Regions from separate parts of the Mus musculus genome. Here region 2 is linked to region 1. Evidence: chromatin loops called from intact Hi-C (ENCODE). Cell type or tissue: left cerebral cortex. All regions are shown on one strand.

What was found. Peaks named below come from ENCODE experiments on the same cell type or tissue, not always from the same donor. Only the 100,000 strongest peaks of a DNase experiment are listed, where the experiment ranks them.
Region 2: it touches region 1 in a loop (4-fold over the local background); 3 of 42 quality-filtered maps call a loop at or near these places.

Annotation. Positions count from the first base shown.
Region 1 is chr14:100,282,415-100,290,414 of GRCm38, reverse strand. Gm41231 (a long non-coding RNA gene) reads right to left here and starts at 4,692. Exons shown (of 4, transcript XR_003951003.1): 1 at 4,629-4,692; 2 at 3,984-4,542. It also overlaps a transcript of Klf12 not described here. In left cerebral cortex, a CTCF peak has its summit at 3,255; DNase peaks (open chromatin) are centred at 5,408, 5,898, 6,451, 6,761 and 4 more places; H3K4me3 peaks cover 4,892 bases; H3K27ac peaks cover 3,959 bases.
Region 2 is chr14:101,374,575-101,382,574 of GRCm38, reverse strand. No RefSeq gene overlaps it. Among named protein-coding and RNA genes, the nearest start is that of Gm34361, 180 kb to the right of the region's middle. In left cerebral cortex, a CTCF peak has its summit at 3,035 (motif pointing right); DNase peaks (open chromatin) are centred at 3,050 and 3,453; H3K4me3 peaks cover 708 bases.

The DNA.
Region 1 (8,000 bases):
ACCAATGGACAGAAGCAGCTGATCCCTGTGGTTGAATTAGGGAAAAGCTGGAAGAAGCTAAGGAGAAGACCAACCTTGTAGGAGGACCAGCAGTCTCATTTAACCTGGACCCCCGAGCTCTCTCAGACACTGGACCACCAACCAGGCCGCATACACTAGCTGATATGAGGCCCCCAACACATATATAGCAGAGAACTGCTGAGTCTGGGTTTAGTCAGAGAAGATGCACCTAACCCTTCAGAGACTGGAGGCCCCAGGAAAATTAGAGGTCAGGTGGGGGTTGGGGTGGGGAGTGGAGACATCCTCATGGAGACAGGGGGCAGGGAGGAGGTATGGGATGTGGAACAGGAGAGGAATAAAATCCAGAGTTTAAAATAAATAAGTAAATAAATAAAAGATTTAAATAAACATTGAACTTAAAATTACCTGAAAAACCTTGCTAGAATTAATATTCAAAGGTTTCTTTGTTGTTCTTGTTACCTTTAGTACACATATGAACAGAGATTGAAGCTTTCTGTGAAACTGTATTTTAAGGCACACCATTAAATTTTTATTGGCTATAATTGTTTCTTCCATTCCACAAGCATTCATTAATCACTTACTATTTGCAAATCAGTGTAGGAGTAAAACGAAGTCAAATAAGTGGTTAAGAGTTAAGGCACAACCCTTATTCTCAATGTATTTTATGTAATAGTGTGCCTACTATAGTTCGAGGAAGCATCAGTGTGTTCACTTAACAGAAGAATTCGGTAAGAAATTAACAGCCGTTGCTGTCTAATTGACCTAGTATGCTTCCCATTGGTCATCAATTTGAGGATGTGAAAAAACGTGTCTCCTCTACACACACACACACACACACACACACACACACACAGAGAGAGAGAGAGAGAGAGAGAGAGAGAGAGACAGAGACAGAGAGACAGAGAGAGACAGAGAGAGAGAGACAGAGAGACACAGAGAGAGACAGAGACAGAGAGGCAAACAGACATGGGGAGGGACTTACACACTAGTGAATGAGATAGTCTTTGCATTACACCAAACAAACAAACAAACACCTTCTAAGAAGGTAGAGCATGTTTAGGCTATACCCACATATATGTGGGGTGTCATGCAACCATGTTGGGAGGATTCTATAGGAGGAGAGAGGAAAAAACACTTGGTAAAGGCTTCCTGTGGGGCTGGACAGTGGTGCCCATCCTCCTTGGGCTGCAAGAGAGACTATAAGACAAGAAAGTCCAAACAGGGTTCGTAAGTGCTAGGGTGGCACACTGAAACCCCTGTGACAACTCCAGTTTGGCTTTGTGTATACAGGTATATAAACGTAACTCAGGCTTTGTCTAGGGAAGGGTGGGATGGACCAAACAGAAAGGGGTACGGATGACCAGAGCTGGGGGTGTAAGGAGGGTCTGGTGTTAGCTGGGGATGTTAGGATGAGAGGTCTGAAGAAAGCACGGGAGGAACTTGGAAAAGGGTGTCTAATATGTGATGTTGAAACTAGAAACCCCAAACCTGTGATGACTGTGACAAAATTATCAAATAACATTTTTCCCTCCCCATTTTCAGACAGCTCACCATCCAAATCAAAACATTCTGTTTAGTACATCATCACATAACATCACCAGCTGTTTCCATTTGTACTAAAGATTCTAAACGTGCCTTTCTCATGCCTAAACAGAATTCCTCTTTGCTGCACATTATTGCCAAAAATATGACGTGAAAAATATAGGCAGTGAAAGTCTATCTGTTCATATGCATGTCTAGCCCTGGGAAGGAGTATGGTTATTTTTTTAAACTTTATTTAGACCTGTGTGAATCAATGTATTTTCACTTCCAGTTGATTCTAATCTCTTTGGGATGCAATGAAATGGACTCAACTTCTCTCACAGAATGTCACATCACCCATGCAGTTTTGCTCTCTTTAATCTAAATGTTTAACTACTTTTAATACACATTGGAGAGAATTTTACCATATAGAAATTGGGGTGTGGTACAGGTTTAAACTTTTTTATACTATAAACGATTTCTCTCAACAGCGATAATAATTTTTCATTAAATTACTACTAGCTAACTATGAAATCTAAAAAACTGTGGGTGGGGGTTGTGGGTAGAATATCTGCTTTCATATCATTAAATAAAGCAGCTGTTGGTTTTGCTGTATAATTGATGTTGAGTCACTTATATTATGTGCCTTGGGGGGGTTGTTCATTCTCTTCTTTTCTGGACAATATGTTATATAAAATTAATTCAATGTGTATGCCATGTGTAGTCAAACATAACACCCTTTATCCTTTTTTGGCATTTTTTTTTTCAAGTTAAAGACCAAGTAAGAAGTAAGTAGAAGGCTGGGCCATTATCTTTGGCCCAAAGTATTTACATTTACGGGATAAAATTTCATAAATACTTTCAGTCCTAAAATTCTATGATTCAGTAATTTCTCTCTTACTATTCTTTTACATTATCAGAATTGTACATGCTTGATACTAAGAACTTTGCCATTTTTACTTGTTCTGATTTCCCGTTATCTCTGAACACACATGGAGTGGAGTAGAAAGGTCTAAACAGCAAAAACTACGCCCATCCTTCTCGGCAGGACCTTTCCTTGCCTTACTTCCTTCTCTCCACAGTTTAAGTTCTGTACAGACCCAGAATGATATAATCTCCATTAGAAACAAATGCCCTCTCTCTCTTCTCTCTCTTTCTCTCCTCTCTCTCTCTCACACACACTCACACACACACACACACACACACACACACACACACACCACATGCACACACTCGAACGCACATGCACACACACACATCATGCACACATACGACACACTCACAGACACTCCCTCCCCCACTTGGCATGCACACTGCAGTCGAAATCTCAGTAACATCCATCCCTGTAAAATTCCTTTTAAAATTCTTTGTTTACTTTTCCACTCTCACCCCTGGTTCTCAAGATTCTCCATTCCAAACCTGTGTTTTTCTTTTCATCCCCCGCCCTCTTTATAGCTGGGGAGTTGCCATATTTTACCATTTCTAATTTCCACTTAAAAGTATTCTTTTTTTCAAAATGCTGCTAGCATTTTTTTTTTTTTTTGCCCCAATACTTGATGTATTTCCTTCTTTTGACCACAGGTTTTATTCGGACTCTAGATCTTAACCTTGACCTGCCCTTAATTTCCTTCTCCCTTGGAATGAATTCTTGTAGATCAGTTTCGAACGTCATCGCTTGCCTAACACGCCCATGGCTGTTGCTATAGGGAGGAGGCATTTTGTTTTCCCGCGCATTGAAGTATTCTCTATATATTGATGATCTACTCCGGCACTCAAGATCTCTGAGAAAGCTGTTAGCACAAGAACTGCCGGGATGACATAATTTCCTCAGAGCCTCCTCCCAACCCTGCCTATCCTAGCCCCACCTGCGGGAAAATTTTAGTGATTCCAGTAGAGGATTTTTTGAACATTTGCTGATACTCTGCAATATTGCAAGCTTGAGTTTGCAGCGTTCTTTCTGTCCGGATGCACGGGAGCGGAGAGGGGCTTCTTTCCAAGATCAGACCAGGTGGAGTTTCGCGGCTGCCAATTCTTGGAACAGAGACACCCTTGACCCTCATTCTAGCAGTGAATGAACCTTCTAGCCTCTAGGTCCCATTTCCTTCCTGGGGACCCGAGTCTCATACCTCCCTGCTCCCACTGCTTTCTCATTTAGAGCTACTTCTCTGGAAGAGCGTGCCGCACACATTTCAGACACTTTCACACTTATCTCATTTGTTCTTCTTCGAAACCTTAACACAGGGACACACTGTCTCTCTCAATCCTGTTTCTCTGAGAAGAGGACTCCGGCCGGCCGCTGATTCATCCTGTCCTGACTAGGACAGGGCCGCGCCAGTCCTCTTCTGGCTGGACCACCTTTCCCATTCGCCTCCTTCACAAAACGTGGCAAGGGCAGAGCTGGGCCAGCCGGTGCCCCGCCTTTGTTTTCATTAACAGCGCACCTGGGCCTTAAGTGCTCAGCAAATGCCACGCTGCCACACAGATGTAGAAGCTGGCTTTTCCTGGCTCCAATTTGCTCCTTAGCTCTCATTTCCTGTTTCTCGGCCTCCCCACGGTTTCTCTTCCCACCCCATTCCACTCCGCAGAACTGCAAATTTTTCTCTAACACAAACTTCCCCTTTGAGCCTCCCACCTTCAGGCCGGTTTCCCACGCAGGGCGGGCTAGGAGGCACCGGGTAGGGGTTGTCAGGCCCCAGGAGCTCACCTCCGTTTCAAGAAAGTGGTACCCATAGTGCCCCGACCCTCCAGGACTGCCCGGGGTAAGCCCTAACCCTGCACCCCGCCGGGCCCTTTCCGCTTCCTCCACTGCCCGCCCCCTCCGACCCTCCCGGGAGGCTTGACCCGGAGTCCTCTCAGCCGCGGAGGGAACAGCCGAGCCGCCTCCTCCCTCTCCCCGCCCAGAATCCCGCGAATCCACTGCTCCGTGCGCGCAGGCGGGGCTGCAGGGATGGCGTCCAGCACCGGGCTCCCCTCCGAGGACGGAGCACCGATCTGTCCCTACTCATGTCCCCGCCGCCCTGGCTGGGGTCCCAGCTCAGCTGGAGCCTCCTGTCCTCTTTCACTGCTTTCCTAAATGGCCAGCTTGCTTAGGCGCCCCGGCGTGCCCCGGTAGCCGAGCGAGGCACACGCCCGAACCTCGCCCCCATTCATCCCGCCAAGGTGAATCTCAGCGAGTGGGGCGCCCTGGCTTCTCTTGCAACGTGCAACGCACTCGAACCTAAATAATGATTCCCCCTCATCTCTAGTAGAGTCTCTCTGCCCCCGTCACCCGCGGAGCAGCCCCCGTCGGGACCCCATTGTTGCCCAAGCCGCCAGGCGCCCGGGACGGACCCCTCGGACTCCAACGGCTCCGCCCACACCTTTCCAACTTAGCCGGGGTTGAGCCGCAGGGAGAGCTTGGGCGCGGGCCCCTTCCTCGCTCGCCTCCACCCACCCTGGTTGCTGTGGGGAGTGGGCAAGGGCCACGCGGGCTGGCCTCTTTATTTGTCTCCTAATTCTCTCTCCAAGGCTGCCTAGGCGCGTGGTGACACAAAAGAGGGGGACTTGGTGCCAGCTCAACAAGAGTCTCTCCAATGAGAGTTGTCATCCGGAGGTTACTCTCTCCGAGACCCCTAGAATTCCCCCCAGGCTGCGGCTATTGGAGCGGCAGGGGCCATGTACTGGTTATTTAGGGTGCCGCAGAGAGGTGGTGCAGGTGACAGGGTGGAGCGGAGAAGGCCCAGGGCCAGGGGCGGGGGCAGGGGTGGGGCCGGTGGGGCGGGGTGGCGGCTCCACGGACCCACCCCCTGCCGCTGGCCAGGCTGGCTAGAAGAGGGTTGGGCAGTGGGTGTTGCGTTCTACCTCTGTGATCGGGGAGGGGTTAGTTTCCCACAGGGGATTTCAACCATCACACTCAGAGCCCGCCTCCTAATCCTCCGGCAGAGCGGCTCGGGGCCCCATTTTATGGCAATAAAGCGACTTAGCGCCTGCTGAGCGAGCCCCTCCCCGCCGCCGCCCCCGCCCTCGGCCCCACCCCGGGGCTCGCCCGCAGCGGCGGGGCTTTGTTTCTGGGGAGGAGGACCCGGAGCTCTTTTGTTTGGGGGTTTGCTGTTTTCAACCCCCCACCCTCCCCACCCCACACACACCCCAACCTCACCCCGCCCCGCCCCACCCCCCGCTCCTCTCCGATTTCCTGAGCTGCGGGCTGCAAAGGGAGGAGAAGCAGCTTCTTGCAACCCCCTCGGCTGGGCCCCGGGGTAATTCGATGCGGGCCTGGCGTGGCTCCCCACGTTAGACCCGGGCTCGCGTCTCGGCAGCCTCCACCCACCGGCCCACCCTACATTTAGCGCATCATGTGATCCGGGTAAGTCATTTGCAAGTACAACAGTTCCCTGGGTTGCCCCCCATTCATTTCCTGAGAACTGCAGAGAGCAGCTGAGAGGCTCTGCTTGTGCGTGTGCGTGTGAGTGTGCGCGGGTGACGCCGTGTGAGTGTGTGTGTGTGTGTGTGTGTGTGTGTGTGTGTGAGTGTGTGCGCGAGTGTGCGCGCGCGCGTGTGAGAGAGAAAGGGCGAGAGAGAGGGGGACTCTTGTGTGAGGGAAAGAAAACAATTTCTCCTGCTCTGCAGCTTCTGTTCAGGTCTGTGCCGATTCCTTTTTTTTTTTTTTTTTTTTAATCAAAATAAACAACCCCCTCCTTTTTTTTGCCATCCCAAATCAGATCGTATTCTCTTAACATGTTTTATTTTCCTCTGTCATCTGCTCAAGTTAAATCATTTTGGTTGGTCTGTGTTCTTAAGGGGGGGGGGTGTTGGGAAGCGGGAGGGGGTCGGGGAAGGGCGATGCTATTGCCGAGCCTGGAGCGGCGGTCGGATTCGCGGAGAAGAAAGAGGGAGGTTACTTGTCCCACTCCCTAAACATTTTTAAAAGAACTTAGCAAGTAACGTGAATTAAGCAAATGCTTTGCTCCCCCGACTGGAATTGTTGGTTGCAGTGTTTGCCTGACAGTTGCCAAGGATGAGAAATAAATCCTCAGGGCTGAATCAGGGAGGGGGTGCGGGGGGGGGGGTTGTCGTGGAAGTAGTTGGTCCCTCGGAATGGATGGGCTGAATGAATAGCCACACAGGGGCCGAGCCGTGCGGGCAGTGTATGAGCTCTTGAGAGTGGAGGGGAAGGGGTTAAGGAGGAGATAAGATTGCTGGCATGAATAGTAGTCCTGGCGCTACATTTATTATTGTCTCTGGTCGTAATGATGTGGAACTGTCACTCGCTACTGTGCCTGGTCCATGGGAGTAGCCAGGGGCTGGCCTGTGGCTGTTATTTTCAATTACGAAGGACCTGGCTGGAGTTGACAAGGGACAACTTTGTAAGGCCACCTGGGCCGAGAAGCCCGCGGAGCTGGCCTAGGAGCCACTTCTAGCCTTAGACGCTCAGCTAAGAGGGCTAGCACTTGACCTCGACGTTAGTCAGTGTTCTTCTTAGATGCTCTTCTGCCGGGGAGAATCAATTCTGCTTTTGTTGGGTAGAGAACTGCCTCTCAGAACTTTGCAAACTTTTATCTTTGGCGAAAAGGGTGGGGTGCACTCAACAGTTTTGTTTCTTGGTGCATTTGAGGCAAATACTTGGAAAAAGTATCAATTCCTTTGTTAGATGTCCTGTAGCTTCCCAGCCCCCTCCCTCTGCTCCTCTAGTTTTGCATACTTTACTAGTAATTGCCCTAATTCAGCTGATAAAAGCTGAAATGTTGAGTTAAAGAGTATTAGTACAGCGGAATGTATAATCTGGATAAACAGTTTCTGTGTTTAGTATTGTCAGCTCTCTAATTTAACTGTACAGATGGCTTAAATCTCTGTTTTGTATGGATTGTTTAAAATAATTCTACTGTCTAATAGAATTCTCGACTGAGCACTAAGATATTTTAACTTGGCATTGACATCCTGTTTCCCTGTAACACGGGAGAGACAGGCAGAGGCTCTATTCACATCTAGTGAATGTGCATCTAGGTGCTTCTTAGACATCTGCCAATCAATTGCACACGTCATTCTGCAAATTCACCTCGAAGCCTTCACGCCTCTTTCTGAGCGGTGGAAAGAGATGTTTAGATAAGTAAATGCTTTGAAAGACATTTGGTGGCTTTTAGGAAGCCGCAGCTTCTGATGGGAAGAGGAGTGGTCACTTCAATGAGAAAATAAACCATCATCCTAGGCATGCTTTTAAATCTGGCATTTAATTACCACAGGGGGACCCCTCCTCCCTAAGAAAAAAAGCCTGTCTAGTGGCCAGTTCTTATCTGAATGTTCATTCCATTAAACAAACAAACAAACAAACAACAAACGGAAAAACCAGGTAGAAATTGGTTATGTAAAGAGTATATTTTTAGGTTTGAAAAATTTAACTGTAGCCTGTTGTTATTTATAGGATGCTTGAAGACAGACATTTCAATTGTATCACTGTTGCCTGGTCAATTTTGATAGATGTAATC
Region 2 (8,000 bases), 1.1 Mb before region 1:
CCTCACCCAATCAAACAACACCGAGAGTTCAGCAGCCATTTCAGCTGTCTTCTCCTTCAGTTCTCCCCACCTGGGGATCCGAACTCCAGTCCCAACGCTTGGGCACCAGTTGCTTTACCAACCGAGCCCTCTCTCCAGCCATCACTCTCTTATATTCACCTCCTGTACTCATGTTCTTTCTGTTCATAAACAGAGCCCTGGTTTTCCTTTCTTTGGAACTCTACTTCTCAGTCTTATTAGCAACTGAAGAATCTCCACAATCTCTCTCCAGATCCAAATGAGCTGCTGTCAGATGGGGCACAGAATAGACAGAGGAACTAGGGGGCATTGCATTCGTATTTCCATTTTTGGTGTAAGTTTGAGCATTTGCCAGAGTATCTTTGTCTTCTTTCTTGGCTAGTGTCCTGGTTGGCTTTCACTGTCAACTTGCCTACAGCCATCTGAGAGGGACTGCTCTAAATCAGATTGGTCTGTGGTCTCGTCTCTGGGGAATTGTCTTGATGTTTAACTAATACAGGAGTGACCAGACCACTGTGCAAAGCTAGCAGAGCATGAGCCTACAAGGGAGCCAGCTTGCAAGCAGCCTCCCCTGTGGTTCCTGCTGTACATTGGATGAGAAGTAAGTTACCTGGCTAATGGTCCTCTTGCTTGGAACAGCAAGCAGGCCTGCCTTCATATTCCTGCCTTGACTTCCCTCACTGATAAACCGTAACTTGAATGATGATATAAACGCTCTCCTCCCATAATCTTTCTTTCATGTTTTATCACAGCCATAAAATACATACTAGAACAAGTAATACTGCCACAAAGGTGGCCACAGCAAGACAAATATGTATAGCAAGGAATGCAAGAATCTGAGCTTTGCAGCCATCTCAAGTTCAGTATGCAGCCACATCACTTTGTTACTTCGGATAAGCAAATTAACACTGCTGTGTTTTATTTTATTCTTAGATTAAGAGAGATAATGTGTCATCATAAGGTTATTATTTAGATTACGTAAGAATCTTGGATGAAGGTATGTGGTGGGATGTTCAGTCTGAGCCTATTTGTGTCACAGCTACCAGAAGTCAAAAACTCATTAGAACTCTGGTTGTCCTCTTATGGCTTAATGGTACTTCTAAATTACCCAAGCGTAGCACCATACTTTCATGCTGGAATGGGCCAGGTTCTAGGGAGGAACTCTTGAGCATTATCACATCACTACAATAGTACAGAGAAGGGAAGGTAATTGGACCAGAAGATACTGACTCCAGGCAAAAATTAGGTATGAGTCATTTCTGGAGATCTATGTTTCTTGCTCCAGAAGTCATGTTGATACTAGTATTAACTATTTATGAATGTGCTCATTACAGTTTTTCCACATTTAGGGCTTCTACATTCAAAATATTTGGGCATCTGAAGGTAAGCAAAGAATCAGCAATTTCAAAAGCGAGTCATTTATACCCATGGAGTTCAAAATGAGATTAAAAGAAAAAATACCCGAGGAGCCTAAACCAGAGAGCTGGAACATCCCGTGTGTAGCAGCCCAGGCAGGCAGGTATCCACCATCATTCAGGAACAGAGCTCAGGGATCAACAATTACAAAAGAACCCGGTGCCTATGAGTACCTAGACCTGCATGGCTCTGGAACTGATGTGATTGGGTGACAGGAAATGAAAGACAGTAGAGCCACATACAGAAAAGCTAAGATGGGGGAGCCTGTGCACTCTGATGGAGTGCTAGTCTGTGTACTGGATGCTATCTGCAGAGATCTCTTGCTCAAGTCGTGCACTCCTGCATCTGAGATGGTCACCTAAGTCATCACTGAAGTGGGATGCTTTCTGCGCTCTCCTATGAAGTATGGACTTAACTTAGAAATTGAGGGAGGCTACACTGTGAAGAGCGAGGAGCCACTTTGAGCTTGTCTTCTCTGAAGTTCTGAACTAAGATTTTAATCCTAAGAGATAACCAAGAATATGCAGAACCTACTGCAGGCTTTTCTGAAAACAGCCATCAAGCCCTTTGAAAACATTTTTCTTTTTTCTAGTTGAGATCATCATCACTAGCATCGTCGTCGACGTCGTTGTCGTCGTCTTCATCACCATCATCATCATCATCTAAGGCTTCCATCCTTTTGAAATGGATGCTAAAGTCTGTGGTGGTCACGGAAAACCTAGCCTTAGAGACATACTCCTGGGACTTTGCTGAGAAGCAGGGTGGGTGAGACAGTCAACTTCCGGCGTCCCAAGGAAGGCCCTCTGGGGAAGAGCACACTCTGCAGACACTTTGGGAAGCACTGTGTTCTACATGTAGCCCCCTCAGGCTAGGTCACAGTGTTTTCTGTCACTGGAAACCTCACGGAGAGTGCTATCAGGTCTTGCTATTTCGATTTGATAGAGAGGGAACTCTTTCTAACTAGGATCTTGTAGTGAGTTATGGTTTTGCTATGCTAACCCTTTGAAACGGACAACCCCGTGTTCTTTGAATTCCTTGGGGGAAATTCTAGGATCCATTGAGAGGTAAAAAGGTCCCAATTCTCCTCAGAAAGCACGAGGACGGTAAGGTGAGGGACCACCAAATGATTCTATGCTGCTGGCTAGGGGGAAACCACAGCGGAAAACCAGCCCTTCCTGCAGAGTCTCTACAGTGGAATGGAGGTGTGGTGGGTAGTCCCGGGAGATGGGGGTGTCCAGACCCCTCTGCCTTTGTTTCAGGTCACTCTATGAGCCTCTTGGCATTTAGCAACCTTAGTCAGAGGAGCTGAGGGCATAGAGAAGTGCCCTGCTTGAGCCTTACCAAATAGCTAAATCCAAGTAGGTTCCCAGGCTACTCCACCCGCCCCCTACTACTGCGTTCTTTTCCCAGAATGTTTACAGTTTCTTTCCTTTGTGTATTCTCCTTAAGGTTAACTGGGGAAGGAGAGCTAATGGAGGGGTAAGAAGCTCGTGCAATTTGTCATTTCTTTTTGGAGCTGTAGGGCTATAAATGAAGCAGGACTGCTCCCAGGAACAGAGCGGGAGACTAAAGGACGTTCTTTGTTCCAGTCGCCAGTAGATGGCGCTCCGCTTCCGCTCAGCCATCCGTCCAGTCCAGCTTTGCCACCCATTGGTGGGGTTCTGAGGTCCAAACCGGTGTCACCAGCGCAGGCAAGAGGCAAATATTAAAGCTAGCATTCCCTGCATTTTTTGAGAAAGAAAGCCTTTGTGTTTCGGTTGACTCCAGAGTCTCGGGAGATGTGCCTGGGAACTCCCTCTGCCGCTGAACTCATCACAGTGGCCTTTTATTCACTTAGAAAATGCTTTCCCCGGATCCCAGCTCAATTACCTTTTGTCTCCCCTCTGTTCTAATGCTCTGGTAGGATGCATGAAAAACAAAGCAAGGTTAGACATTTTCTATCTCTCCTACAATGGTTTACTTTCCTTGTTTCCAGAACCAAATGGAATGAGTGGTCTCAAAGCCCCAATCCGTGTGCAGGCATGCGTATATACAAACCGATATGAGTAGTGTCGCGTCTGGTCCACGTTTACTTTGTCCGAAAGGAAATATATAAATAAACACAAATAAGCAAAACTTTCTTTCCTTTGGGTAAAATGTCTGACAAGGTTTTCACTACTTGGCTCAAAGTGTGTGTTTATTTGTCACTTCAGAGGTCCAGTATCTGAAAAACTATTCAGAATGATGGTTAATCAATCCAACAACTAGCTACTGACTAGGAGGATGGAGAAAGCCTTTTATTCTGTGTTGTGGGGGATGCAGAGATAAGTGCTTAATGCCAAAGAATTCACCACCCAGTCTTAGAAAAATCGCTGTGGGCAGGTAAAGCATTGAGGGCAAGCATCGAGGGCATGCGTGTTAGCGTGCGACTCTAGGCTGCAACTGTGGGCTGCTGTATTATAGTCACTGGAGATTGAGATCTGAGAGGCTGTTCTACTCATTCAGAGCACCGTATCTAGCAGTGAATACAGGATAGTTTGGTTGCCTCAAAGCCTCGCCATGCTTGATTTGAGCTGTACTATGCTATACTGATAAAGATGCGAATTAATTCCCCAAAGGATGAAATTTACCTTAGGTCAGCAGGATAATCTGCCTTTCTAAAGCACCTCTCCATGTGTTACCTCAGGGAGAACACTCTGCAAATATTTTACATTGTGATTATGTTCAACAAAATATAAGCAAGAGATGAACACATCGATATTGAAGACTTCAGCGTGGCCAGAACCCAGAATGCCAAACTCCTTATTGTTACTGCGGCTATATGTTCTTCCCTTGCAGAATATATTTAGTAGATTTGGATGGAAAGGGACAATTTCTCCAATGGGAAGAAAGTGCAGAGTCTCTCTCTCTCTCTCTCTCTCTCTCTCTCTCTCTCTCTCTCTCTCTCTCTCTCTCTCTCTCTCTCTCTCTCTCCTCTCTGAATTTGGAGAGCGAGGAGAAGGGGCGGGGGAATCTTCCAGAGGTCTTGGTCTGTTGCGATATCCTTGCCAATCCTTCAATTACTGTATTTCTTTCATGAGAAATTGTTATTAGAATGCACTCACCCTTTTAGGGAGCTGTGAATGTGGTTATAATTGCTTGTTTCTGAGATAATTCGCCTGACAGCAGAGCCCTGGAAAAGTTACTTGAACAAACGGAACAAGGGCATTAGCCTTGGCTATGTCGGCTGCGAGGATGCGGCACCAGTCTGGGCTGTACCAACCTGGGCTGTGTCGGCTGCGAGGATACAGGGGAGCCATGGTGGTCACGGGAAACACAGCTAGAAATTCCTCTGTTTCAGTGTGTGAGGACCACTTGGGTTTTGATATTTCCTGGAGGAGGGAACTTGAACTACATGAGGTCTTGGTGGGTTCAGTTGCAGTCGCTGATAATGAGTGGACTGTCTAGTTGATCCCATTTTCCCCCATCCTCCTTCTTGGGAGGCTACGTGGATCCAGATTCAAACTCACTTGAATCATCTCACTTCTGCAGGAGCAAGGGAGGGGGAAAGAGGATGGCAAAAGGTTGATTGATTTCAGGCATTTAATCAATGAAAAAAATTTTTAACATCTGTATTATTGGTGCTGCTGATAGTCTTTGATGTCATTGATCAAAGAGTTGTGCTAATTCATTACAAACTGACATAAAACGACATGTTTTTAGCTCCTGGGGAGTAAATAGGATACACTTTGTCTTAAAAGTTTAAACTCTCGAGATCAGCATACTATGATAGTATTTTCCCCCTGCCTCTAAACTTTTGGCTCATTTTATTTTCTTAAAAAAAAAGATTGTAGAAACCTCCCAATGATGCCTGTTTATCGGCACCGTAACCAAACACTGGTAATCAGAAATTCCATTGGCTAAAAGTCAGACAGTAACCATTCACAGGGGAGAATAAAAACATTATCCAGTCAATACCGGAGTTTAGCAAGATACTGCCCAGCCCTTCAGGATTGATGCAAAGAAGCAAATACAGAGAACACTTCAACCAGCCCGCTGACCTGTTTCCTATTTTCATTTCCCTTCCCAACATTCCTCTATGGAGTTAAAAACCTACAGAGTCACAGGTTTCATATAAAACATAGTCAGTTTTGGATGTTATCTGACCATGGCCAGTTTAAAGTAGGTAGCACAAAGACAGAGAACCAAGACTTATCTAGAACATTTGCTAGATTCCAAGGTAGAGAGCATGCTAGCCTGCTCCCCCTGATGGTGTCATTTATGTTGTTAAGTGGCTTTTCCATGACTAACAACTTAAGCATGCACTTGCAAGCTACCACTTTTTTTTTTTAAGTTACAGCAAAACCTGGCCAGTGTTGCATAACCTTTCAAACTCCCTTTAAGCCTCAAAAGCCCAAGTATGATGTTCTACATCAACCACACTAACTCTGTAGATACGAAAGAGGAAAGCAGAGCTCTGTGTCCTGGCAGGGAGTGGGTCCCTCAGGGATGTGAAGTTAAGCAGAAAAAGAAAAGCAATATGTAAAACTGAAACTCACATTTGGGAAAAAAAATCGGTGGTTCATTTAATATACAGGAAAATGACTAAAATCACAATACCTGAAGTTTGGTTGCCTGCAGAAAGAACAGTGGGAGTGTGTAAAAGGTAAAATCATGAACTCACTTCGTTGTATTATCTGTAGTGTTTGAATATTTTTTGCTGAAATATATGCATGTATTATTCATGTAATAAGCTAGTTTTGAAGACTATACATCTCATCACTCCACCTGAGACACGCTGGACAAAAAACACTGATGTAATCTTCTGTCCTGCATTGCGGAACATACAGAAATGTTCCTTGGCTGTCCCATTTATTATAGCACCAATAGATAAAGAGTTAAGCCGTCTCGTGCATTTTAAATGCCTGGATTCTCACAATCAAAGCAATCAAAATCCACTTCCACCTTAGCCCTCTGACACCATCCATCAAGTGGGTCTCGCTCTGTTGGGAGATCGGGCTGTTTCACACGTGGGAGAGCATTGAGCTGCAGGCAGCTTGCACTGTGCTGCTGAGGAGAAACCCAGGGAGGCTCTAGGATGATCTGCTCAGGGGCTCCTTCATGGCCTTGGCCTGAGCTTTGCTTCTCCTGTTGAGAAGCCTCCTCCCACATCCATTCTCGCTTAAACAAGCAGGGTCTTGGCATACAGAGAGAGCATCAGAAATGGATGGATGTTCAGCCAATTCATTATCACTTGGAAAAAAAAAAAAGATCGCACTTCTCTGAAGGGCTAGGAACCTGCCTGGCTGTCTTTCCGATGTCACTGTGCTGTCAGACACTCTGTGGTCATTCTTTTGATGTCTTACTTAACTCTGATATCTATTTCCAAACCACATTTTAAACTGGGTAAATTCTATGCTAGTGTGGGCTGACTGGGCTCTCACAGGCGATTCAGATTCTCTAGCCCCACCTCTCTCCTTTTCTCCTTCACCCCTCCCTTCCTCCTCTCCATCCCCCCTGGCTTCTCTCATCTTCCCTTTCCTGTGCTTTCTTGTTCCCTATCAATGTCTCACCGTCTTGAAGTAAGCACTGTGGACACATTCTTATCAGCCCTTGCTGGGCTCTGTCATAGACCGGCACGCAGAATGACAGTGCTTTAATTTCCCAGGCTGGAGAAAGCTGATTGCTTTGTCATATCTAATTGAATCTTTTGTTTGTTTGCTTGTTTGCTTTCCTATACCAAAAAAGAAAATCACCCTAAGTGTTGGGGAAATGCCAGATCAGATTCAGTTTCAGTCAGAAGTCATGGAGAGGAATTTGGGGAAGAGCTGAAAGGAGTCACCCCTTCCCAAAGCCTTCCTCTCTGTGGTATTTTCCCATGCATAGGTTCCTATGGGAATCCCAAGAGAATATCTATGGAAAAAATGTTTTAAAGAGCGTACCTGCTATCAGAAGCTGCTAACAGGCAGAAAGCACAACCAATAAGCAAGCCATTCCCCCTAGTATATCTCAGGATTCAGACCTTTAGCAAAGTGCTTATAAAATTCTCCATTTCACACCTAAAAGGGGCTTTAAGCTAGCAGAATGTATATATGAAAGTTATATAGTTCAAAAGTTGTTATTATAAAATACAGTGTGGAAAGTTGGAGGAGCAGGGCTGTTTAACGCATACAACCCTGGGTGAAAATAGTCGTAGGTGTCTCACAGTCTAGGCCTACTTCACTGTCTCGCACAGACTTTTATCTCAAACTGTTGTTAGCAGCCAGACACTCCTCCCATGGCGACATGTGATGCTGGACCTAGGAATGCCCCACCCAGAACCTGCCTTAGACCTACGACAAAGGTTTTATTTTTGGAAGTTTTCTTCACATATATCCATTGCCCTATTTTTCCCCGAGGTCCTCTAGATATTTTTATTCAGGCAAAGAAAAGGGATGCAGTTTGTTCTTGCCCTCTGGGTTGTAGGTGGAGACTGAGCTGTTTGTGTCTTGCCATGTCACTTGAGTCAAGAGGCACTCTGAGAAAAGGACTGGAGGAAATTGGGCTTAAGGAAGAAACTGCCAGCCGGCAGAATGCAATAGACTGCCCTTGTGACAATTCCACCCAGG